Linked DNA regions of Homo sapiens: region 2 is linked to region 1. Evidence: read pairs that join two places in POLR2A ChIA-PET (ENCODE). Cell type or tissue: MCF 10A. All regions are shown on one strand. Links, peaks and the distances in the headings refer to the core of each region. The heading gives the core; the rest is flanking DNA. Region 1 has its middle 160 kb from the start of CDKN2B. Region 2 overlaps MTAP (methylthioadenosine phosphorylase).

Evidence for each region. ChIA-PET counts read pairs that join two places held together with the same protein. Peaks named below come from ENCODE experiments on the same cell type or tissue, not always from the same donor. Only the 100,000 strongest peaks of a DNase experiment are listed, where the experiment ranks them.
Region 2: POLR2A ChIA-PET joins it to region 1 with 14 read pairs; 2 of 35 experiments call an interaction of 5 or more read pairs at or near these places.

What each region holds. Positions count from the first base shown.
Region 1 is chr9:22,163,685-22,169,075 of GRCh38, reverse strand. No RefSeq gene overlaps it. Among named protein-coding and RNA genes, the nearest start is that of CDKN2B, 160 kb to the right of the region's middle. In MCF 10A, for the core only: no CTCF peak of the experiment used is centred there; no DNase peak of the experiment used is centred there.
Region 2 is chr9:21,831,022-21,836,412 of GRCh38, reverse strand. The region is part of intron 4 of MTAP (methylthioadenosine phosphorylase); the gene reads right to left. Among named protein-coding and RNA genes, the nearest start is that of MTAP, 31 kb to the right of the region's middle. RefSeq lists enhancers at 2,716-2,855, 3,105-4,304, 4,172-4,481. In MCF 10A, for the core only: no CTCF peak of the experiment used is centred there; DNase peaks (open chromatin) are centred at 2,712 and 4,142.

The sequences.
Region 1 (5,391 bases), core at 60-5,059:
AGAAAGAGTTCTGTTTAACTAAAAAGATGTCTCAGAATCTACAGAATTGAGCATGTTTTCAATCCATCCAGTTGCTCGGTTAGCACCATGAAGACTGGTTTAGATGTAGGAGATAAGGTTCAAAGTTATAATAAAAATTAAAAATTAAGCGGGAGCAAAGATCAACACCCATGAATCTCTCCATGTATGATGATCCATCCAGAGACCTTCCTTTTAAACAAATTTACATTTTCTTTTAATGACAAAAATCATGTATTTTATAAAAGGTCCTATAGAAAACAAAGATTCAAGTTGGAAGACCCTAAAACTTACAAACCTATGATAATCATGTTAGTGTCTGAGGCTAAGACAGCATTCTACAATGCATATATTTTAGATAACATTTGAATCACACTATGTACATATTCTGGGGTTTTTTACTTCCACTTTATCCTGAATATTTTTCTGTGTTATTAAATATTCTTTGAAACTTAAAGACTGCACAATATTTACAACATGGCTCTCCGGCATGGGCATACCACAATATATCTTCTATTTTTGGACATTTATGTTATTAACCAGTTTTCTCTATCATAAACCAACAAGATGGAGGTTGCAAGGTCACCAACTCATTATTCTGAAAATCGATTCATAGAGGGGAAAAACAAGTGTATACATGCTTTTTCAGCATGAACTGTTTTAGGGTAAAAAATTGTTGGAGAGAGAAAGATTTTCTTTACAGAAAATTACTATCTAATTAATGTGAAATAATCAACAGAGTTAGAAAAATACCATTTTATAAATCTTAATGAAATTATAGATCTAGGAAACAGTCACTAATGAATGTTATAACCATTAGGTAAAATTTCAGTGAGGACCTCGATAATGGAGGACTCACCAGAACCTACTAATAAATCTTAACATCACTAAAAGTGGAGTAACCAGAAGTTACATGCCTTCTGGTGTCGTACAACAGGAGTACAGAATCTCAGATATAAAGTATTCTTGCCAAAAAATAAAAATAGAAATGAGCCTGACTCTAATCAATCCTTCCACTTTAAATACTAGCTGATGGAAAATAAGAGTGATACAGGAGGAAAAAAACAAATGATACCATAAAGTAGCCATCAACTAGATCTAGAATGCGAGACATTCTACAGGACAAAATACTTAATTTATTTATCAAATAAGTAACAGGAGAAAGAGGGAAGGGGAAACTGTTATACATTGAAAGAAACTTAAGAGGCCATATGAATACCACATGCAATATGTAGACCTTGTTTGGATTCTAATGTGAACAAAACAGTTGTAAAAAAGACATTCTTGAGACAATTGAGAAATTTGAGCCTAAACTTGTTCAATTCTCTTAAACTTAATAATAGCCTTTGGTTACTTTTTAAAGCTTTTATTATACAGAGAGCTTACAAATAAAATAATAAGAAGCTTTGGATTTGCTTTAAGGTAATCCTGTAGAGAGAGAGAATAAAATAGATAAAATAAGACTAGAAAAATATTAACAATTTTCAAAACTGGGTAGTGAGTACATAGAGATTTATTATAATACTCTTTCTACTTTTATGTTGATGGAAAATGTCAATAATAAAAAGCTTTTTTAAAATATCAAAATACAAATATATGTACATTATATATTTATATTTTGTTGTTGTTTGTTTGAAATTTCAACTAAAATCATAGAGTATATTTAAGGAAGGAGCATTATAAGTCAAAGACATGAAGTTCTTTGAGGTTTTTATTTTTTTGTTTTGGGGTTTTGTGGTTTTTGGGGGTGGAATTTTTTTTTTTTTTTTTTTTTTGAGACAGATTCTCCCTCTTTTTTCCAGGCTGGAGTACAGCGGTGCCATCACAGCTAACTGCAGCCTCGGCCTGCCGCCAGGCTCAACAGATCCTCTGACCTCAGCCTTCCACGTAGTCTGGAGTACAGGCACATACCTCTACATCCAGCTAATTTTTGTATTTTTTGTAGAGACAGGGTTTCACTATGTTGCCCTGGCTGGTCTCAAACTCCTGGGCTCAAGCAATCCACCCACCTCTGCCTCCCAAAGTGCTGGAATTACAGTCATGAGCCACAGCTCCCGGCCTCTTTGAGGTTCTTAAAAACTATTTTAAAAATACATTCCAGAAAGTTTGCACAAAATTATAGTCCCACCAATATATATGCGTCCATTTCACTATACCATGACCAAAATTAGATATATGTATCTTGAAACATCCATTCTATTTTTATAAAGTACAGCTTATTGTAATTAATGTTTTCTTTACAAAATGGGTTTAAATATTTTAATAAAAAGCCATTTGTATGTCTTCTGCATTAAATTGTCTGATTATATTTTTTACCCATGTTTTAATTGTAGTCTTGGTATTATATTTTTTTGTCTTTGATTTGTAAGGGCTTTTGATATTTTAAAAATAACAATCTTTTATCTGATGCCAAATAGTTTCCCATTTGCGCTTGATTTTTATTTTGTTTATTATAAATATACAGAATTAAATGTTTTATGTGATCATATCTATAGATTTGTCTATAGGCAGAACCTCCCTTTGTTACATTTATGCTTAAAAAATCCTGCCATCTCCTGAGATGAGCTAAATATTTATGTTCTTATAGGATTTTTTTAATGACTTACTTTTTACTTTTACACTTTTTATCCATCTGGAATTCATTTTGTTGTATGGCTTATGGGATCAGTTGGGATCTTAGTTTATTATTTTCTAAATAGTAAGCCAATCATTTTTTTCTTTTTCTTACTGATTTAAGATATCACCTGACCTAATAGATCTCTATATATATACTCTGGCATGTTTCTTACCTTCCTGATAACATGACTTCCTCTTACTGTTGAATGTTGTGCCTGTACCACATTACTATGATTTTGTAACTGGTGAATAGACTTGTTAAATGAACTGGGAAAAAATGAGAGATAAAAGGTAAGGGCAAGAGACTATTATTGCAAAGACAATAAATTCATTTCCATGAACATCATCTATATCACCCCATATTTTGTCAGCATCTATACAAAAGCTGTATGCTCTAGGAGAGAGAGGAGAGATTCTGGGGTAAGTGTACAAAGATTCAAAAGCTGGTTTTATTTCTTTACTGACTCTGTGTTCTTAGAAAAAGTACTTAACTTCTCTGATTCTGTCTTCTCCACCACAAAATGGAGAAAATAATATCTATATCATGAGTTTCCTGTAAGGTACAAATGTAGGTGAGAGGTTGCTGAGGAATTCTTGTAAGGTATAAAGCAGTGTATTTTTAATTTTTAAAAAACAGAAATGTTGATAATGTCTGATAACTGTGGGAAAAATTAAAAATAAATTCATATTCACTGGGAAAGCGCTGAAAATGTTTGCCATGTCTTTTTCAGTAATTTCCGGAGTAAAGATGCCAGCTTTTAGAAAAAAATGGGTATTATGTAACCTGTCAAATACACCAAAGGGGCTTAAGAAACACACGAAAGATCTTTTTAGCTTTTGAGCACTCTGCATTAAACGTTTTTGCAATTAACTTCAATTCTAGGTGATCAATTTGACTGAAGCAAGGAATAGAGTAAAACCTAACATTATTACTCTGTGCCTTTCATCAATGACCACCTCTGAGTCACTTGTATAATGAGGAATCGTGAGCAGAAGACATAAAAATCCTCACCATAGTCATAAACAAATAGGGCAAATATCATGCTTACAGTCATCCTTAAAAGCACATTCAACAAGTGAACTTTGCATAAACTCTCTTCTCTGTTAATTCCAACAAATCTGTAGATTGCTGACATATGGTATCTTAAGCTGTGATCTGTGCCTTTTAAAAAGTGGAAGGATCACACACTAGGGCTGCCAGGATTAATGAAATGGCTATGCTCTGGGGAAGCAGCCAAGCTTCCAGCAGTAATTTGAAGTGTTGCCCTCCCTCCTCCTGCTTTAACAATTTTGCAGCTACCTACAGCTGAGCATCCTGCTTTCATAATCATCAATCCTCATTTTTACCCATGCTGGCTTCTCTTCTTTCCTACCTGACCAGGCACTGACTCCTTGATGGTTTCCAAAATTTCTATGTCCTCACTTGGTGTGCTAGGCTTTATTCCTCTTGTCAACAAGTCCCAGCATGTGAGTTGCTGGAAACAAACTTTCAATAAGTATTTTTGATGAGTGGTACTGAATTTCAAGAGCATAGCAAAAAAAAAAAAAAAGGGGGGGGGGAAGATATCAGTCTCAAAATGGAGTAATGCAGCCACAGCCCACAAATTATGTTACAGTTAAATTCTAACGAATCATGAATTCCCTGACTGCTCACATTTGCATTTTCCTCAGATCAGAAAGAAGTGGTTTAAGAAAAAAGAACAAGTGCTAAATAAAGAAAATACAAATAATGTCTGAACCTAACTTGGCTTTCTTTACTTTTTGTAAGAAAATCTCAGAGAAATGTATTCATCTTAAATTGAGAGGAATTAAGATGGGAATAGAGTAAAAAGCATATTATTTTGGTGAAAACTATCATGGACAAAAACAATTCTTTATACATCTCATACTTAAATTTAATTTATCCAGTGTATTCCCTGTTGATCTAACTAGATTCATACTTATACGCATGAGACGGAATTGAAGGTAAATGAAATACTGACATGTGCATCCTCCTCCTCTAAAACTACATTTGTTTATTATGTTATAAATATTCAGAAGTAAATGTTTTATGTAATCATATCTATAGATTTGCCTACAGACACATCTTTCGTTACCTTTATGCTTAAAAAAAAATATCCTGTGCGTCCTCCTCTAAAACCACCGAGCACAAACCAGAACCCCAAATTAACTAGTCTAAATAAATAAATAAAGCCACACCCTTTTTTCTTATACTTAAGTCTTGAAACATGCTTCTTAATTATATTTTCTTCTAATTTCTCAAACTCCATTAAATATCTACCATGTGATAAGCATAGCTACACATTTGCCTATAATTTTTCTCATTTAAACCACATAATAACTCATAATATTAACAAATATTATCATTTCAAATTTACCAGAGAACACAAGCTGAGAAAGGCCAAGCAGCTATAATGAGCAGAACTGAAATTTTGACTCAGGCCTTCTAATTCTAAGATTTTTCCATAGCTTTACCTTTTTCCTAAATTCCTTGCTAAGTTCAGTCAGTAACAATAAAAGACACAAGGAGAAAGTATCATTATAGATTATACTTTAAAATTTGAGACACTGTTTTCCATCATTTTAAATTGGATCATAGATTTTAAAATAGAAAGAAGACTCAAAACCCTACATTCTCACCACCATGTAAAAGCAGAGAAAATAGCAAAAGCCCAGCAAAGAGAAGAGCGTAGGCTCAGAAGATGAACAGACATTTCTGAGAACAAATTCTGTCTCTGCCTGCTTTTATGATCTGCA
Region 2 (5,391 bases), core at 242-5,241, 330 kb after region 1:
CCCACCCATTTGCCTTGGAACCCCCGCCTTTGTTTTGAACTTTTTAACCTTAAGAATAACATGTATTTAAGTTAAGCTTCATGCAACGTTAATATGCACCTGATAATTATTAACTACAGTCTTAATTTCCTCTCATGCATTTTTCTTTCTCAACAAAGCTCCCTAACTACTAGCTATGTGGACTTAAACCAAATTGCCATATCTTTTTGATTCTTCATTTTCCAATCATAAAACATAGTATTCATCCACCTATTTACAAGGATGTTAGGAAGATTAAGTCAACCAAGATGCCCAGATAACTCATAGCAGCTCACAAGTGTGGGTCTGGGCTAGAGACAGAATTGGAGTCGGCACCAGATGGGGCCTCACAACACTCAACCTTGTAAGGTGCAAGCAAAGAGGGTAGCCCTGGGGGAGAAGCAAGGGCTTAAAACCATTTTTGGGCTATACTATCAAGATACCAGAAGGGAAGGTGCAGACGAGAAACACCTCTTATAGTTTGCCCAGCTATTTGTAGTTTTCTGCGTCATCAACTTAACTGTCAATACATTCAGTATTGAAACATTTAATGATCTAAACTTAAATTCCTATAAACAGCAATACACCTGCACAGCATAACAGGATGTGTCATTGTTAATGCTGAATGAAATTCTGACCAAGAGCAATGAGGTTTACAATCACAGCTGAGGGGAGTGGATGATGCCCTCAAAAGAAATTCCAGAATGAAATGTGTATAATTTTAATAGCACCAGTCCTCCTTCTGAAGGTCTCTATCAGATAAATCAGAAGTTTTATAACTCAGCAAGAAGCCTGGAATAAGCCTGCCGATCACACCCCACAAAGTGGGGACTGTTGCCCAATTAAGCCTGCCTGTTCACTTCCAAGTTCTAGCCAAAACAGCTATATTGAAATCATATTTCAATATAGAAATATGATTCTATATTAAGAATCATATTTCTCCCTCATGCTGAATTTTCTGAGTGACATGGAGAAAACACAGGAAATATAGTTTTGTCCCTGGATTCGAATGAATTTTTGTGTGGTCTTGGGCAAATTACTCAGCTTCTTTAAGTTCTTTCTTCGTGAGGTATTAGCAACATCCCTACTGCTATGGTCTGAAGTTTTGTGTCCTCCCAAAATTCCTATGCTGAAATCCAAACTCACAAGATGTGATGGTATTAGGAGATGGAGCCTTTTGGAGGTGATTAGGCAGATCTCTCATGATTGGGATCAGACCCCTTATAAAAGAGATCCCAGAGAGCTAGGTCGCCCTTCTACCACCATGTAAGGACACAATAAGAAGGTGCTATCTGTGAGAAAGTAGGTTCTCACCAGACACCAAATCTGCTGGCAACTTTTTTTGGACTTCCCAGCCTCCAGGACTGTGAGAAATTTCTGTTGCTTAGAAGCTACCCAGTCTATGGTATTCCGTTGTATCAACCTGAACAGACTAAGACACACATATACACCCTTGCTTAAATATAAAAACAAGGCTGCAAAAACCTCCAGTGGCTACCTCCCAATAGACTGCGATGCAATAACATCTCCATTTTAGATTTCAAATAATGGCCCCTCCGAAGATGTCCACATGCTAACCCTTAGAACCTATGAATATATTACTTTAGATGGCAAAGGGGAACTAAGAGAGCAAATGGAATTAAGGTTGCTAACAAGCTGACTTTAAAATAGAAAGGTTATTCTGGATTAACTAGGTGTGCGGCATGTCTTCACATGAGTCCTCACATGTGGAAGACGGAGGCAGAAGAGTCAATGTCAGCATGATGAGAGGTGAGGACTCCATTGCCATTGCTGGCTCTGAAGATGGATGAGGGCCATATGCCAAGGTGAGTGGCAAAGGCAGGGAAAGGGATTCTACCCTAAGCCTCCAGAAAGGAATGCAGCCGTGCTGACAATTTTTCTAGTTTCAGTGAGACCCACGATACACTCCAAACTTACAGAACTAAAAGATAAGGTCTGCTTCTTCCTCTTGCTTTAACCTTTAAAGCCCTCTAGCTAGGCAAGGGGACTAATTTTTATCTCCCCATAGCTTGGGATCCTACTGGAAAACACGGATTTCAGGGACTGGCTTATCTACTGGCTTTACCACTCACTAGCTGTGTGCCTCTGGGAAAGTCACTCTCGTCTCTCTGCACCTCAGTTATATCAGTTTCCTTAAACGGGAGTAATCCCACTTACCTTATAAAGTCCCCGTGAAAACTGAATGAGACAACATGAAGCAAGTGCTTGGCACTTGTCACTATCATTTATGGAAAATATGCTTCTAAACATTTCTTCTGCCAATCCCAAAGTATGACATATTGATGGGCCTCAAATCAAGGGTATCCAACAAATTGCTTAAGGTTGTCAAGCAGGGATATGTGATAAGAAAAGCTAGTAGACAAATAAAAAAAAACAGCCTATGGAAAAGTAAAGGAGACAAAATGATGTGTGCTGGCAGGAAAAATGAGTTCAAGAGAGTGAAAGGAAGAACACTGGCACTTTCAAAGAGAGGGAGAAAAGCCTAGAAATAGACTGACTGGTAGGTTGTTTCTTGAATCAAGACTCTTACATTGGCTTGAAGATAGCTGTTAGTTAATACGTTTCCTTTGAGGAAATGTGGTGTTGCAAACAAGCTGAGGGCAAACACCCATCCCCTGGCAGAAGCAAACACAATCATCGACCTCTGAGGACATTTCAGAATACGGTCTGTATCCACAACAAGCCCCAACATGCAGAATCGTGAGTCAATTAATTTACTGGCAGAGCAGAATAACGGCTGCTCATAAGGAGGACGGTTTAGGGGAAGTGAATCTACCCATCATTTAAAATATATCCCAAGAATCAAACAGCAGCGTGAATAGGCAGTCATGAGAAAAAATTCTGACAGAAACATCAGACTAAGAAGTGGAACAATTCTGTCTCTATAACCAGAAGGAAGTGAGGCTCACACATGTAATCCCAGCACTTTAGGAGGCCAAGGTGGGTGGAACCCTTGAGTTTAGATGTTCAAGATCAGCCCAGGCAACATAGTGAAACCCTGTCTCTACAAAAACATACAAAAAATTAGCTGGGTATGGTGTCACACCCTTGTAGTCCCAGCTACTTGGGGGGCTGAGGTGGCAAGATCACCTGAGCCTGGGAGGTAAAGGCTGCAGTGAGCTGTGGCGCCACTGTACTCCAGCTTGGGCGAGAGTGAGATCTTGTCTCAAAAAAAAGAGAAGTGAAAACTTATGAATTTGGACCAATATCACTAAGATCCTCCCACTGTTCTGGTATCAAGAGTGCCCCTGAGTGCTTGTGGTGGCATGAAAAAGGAGGAAAACCAATGGATGTTTATATCCCAGTCAAGGAAGGCTGCTCAATAAACAGGTACCATAGTTTCCCCTTATTTTCTATTATATTTCATGAGATCATGCTAAACAATAGCACAAAAATAAAAATCCTCACTCTACATAGGTGGTGACAACAACCTCTTTGGGCCTCAGTTTTCTCACCTTTTGTAAAAGGGAAGGATAAGGTAGATAGAAGATGTCTTCTAGAGCTGTGATAATAAGCAGTGCCAGAAACATAGTAAGGGCCTAAGTTTCTTCAAGTATAAACTGGAATAATGACTGCTGTATGCCGTAAGTGGGATTAACTGATTGTGACACCTAATAGGAACTCAAAAACTGGTAGTGTAGGATTTTTAATAAAAGGATGTATGATGGGAAGTTAATAACACAACTAGGTTATGGAACAGAACGTAAGAATGAACCTCATCCAGGGGAATAGTGGACACCACTTCAAGGACAGCTACAGACAAGAGGATGACAAAGAACAGGGACGCAAGTAACTGGGGAAAGGGAAGGTGAAGGAAGGTGAAGAGTTTATGCTTAAGTTTCTGTCTTCTCTATAAAGGTGGAGGTGACATTCTCAGCTAAAGAGTGAGGGAAATGAGTAAGAAGAAGTAAGAACAGTAAGGGTTAAAAACAGCTTACTATTTTTAGCAATGAGAGAAAGAGCTAAACAAAGGCTTCTTGCGTAACTCTTTACCATAAAACGCTTTCTAGTCATCAAGAGGCAGAAAGAGAATGATCAAATACTTGACATCAGAGCATACTCCCAACCTCAGGGCCCAGACACGGGCCTTTATGCTATGACATAAAGTTCTAGGGGAAGCCCAAGGCAGGGCTGGTCTCTGGGAGAAGGAAACAGACTGACATAACTGATCCCTCAGCACTGTGTTTATAGCGGGACTTTCCTGATGAGTAAGAATGCGTGACAAAAGCAAAGTCGAACCTCTCCCAGTTCTACCAAGAAAATAAGTTGAAGAAATAATCTGAAGAGGGGAGGATACCAGAACTTTTAGGAATCAATTCAACACCCTCATTTAGCAGATGAGGACACTAAGTGACAAAGGAATTTCACGGCACAGCCAGGAAAGAATTCTGGATGTCCTCACTTCTAAGCTGAGATTCTTCCACTGCATTCTTTGAGAAGGCATAACCCAAACACAGGCCTTAGGCACAACAGGCCAATATGTTATTAGCCACATTTTATAGAAACTGTTTAGCACCGGGAATCACACTCTGCTTCCTTTAATATTCAGTTTTTGGTCATATTTTTCTCATTGTAAAAAAAAAAAAAATCAATATCTGCAAAACATTCCTGATAAAGAAGACTATTAAAAAAGAAATCTCATCCTTCTCCTTACTGATATGTTTGCAAGTTTCACCTTGAGATATTTCTGACAGTGATAGCAGTTGAGCAAGTCCTACTCATCTGATCCTTTTCTAAAAAATATGTAGCTGGGTGCAGTGGCTCATGCCTATAATCCCAGCACTTTGGGGAGGCCAAAGCAGGAAGACTGCTTGAGGCCAGGAGTTTGAAACCAGCCTGGGCAACATAGTGAGACCCCATCTCCTTAAAAAAAAAAAATTACCAAGCACAGTGGCAGATTCCTGTAATCCTAGCTACTAGACGGGCTGAGGATTGCTTAAGCCCAGGAGGTAGAGGCTACAGTGAGCTGCGATCAGGCCACTGCACTCTACCCCGGGCAACAGAGAAAGATCCTATCTAAAAAAACAACAAAAAAATACAATGTGGGCATCTTTTCAAATAGTTTATAGATCTAGTTGTTTTTCTTAGATTTGCATAATAAATATGGTGTACTGATTTCCTACAATCATCAGGATTAATGGTAAAGAGAAAGAAGAGCAACTGTAGAAATTGCTGGAATCCCCTGTCCATGTATCTTTAATGGCATGGACAGTTAGTAGTTGGGGGTGAAAGAAAGGCCATATCATCAGTTCTGCCATACATACAAATGAATGTGCAAAGGTATCTAACAAGAACTGGGCTAGAAAATGGAGGGCCCATGTACCACAAGTACAGGAGGAGACAACAAAATGC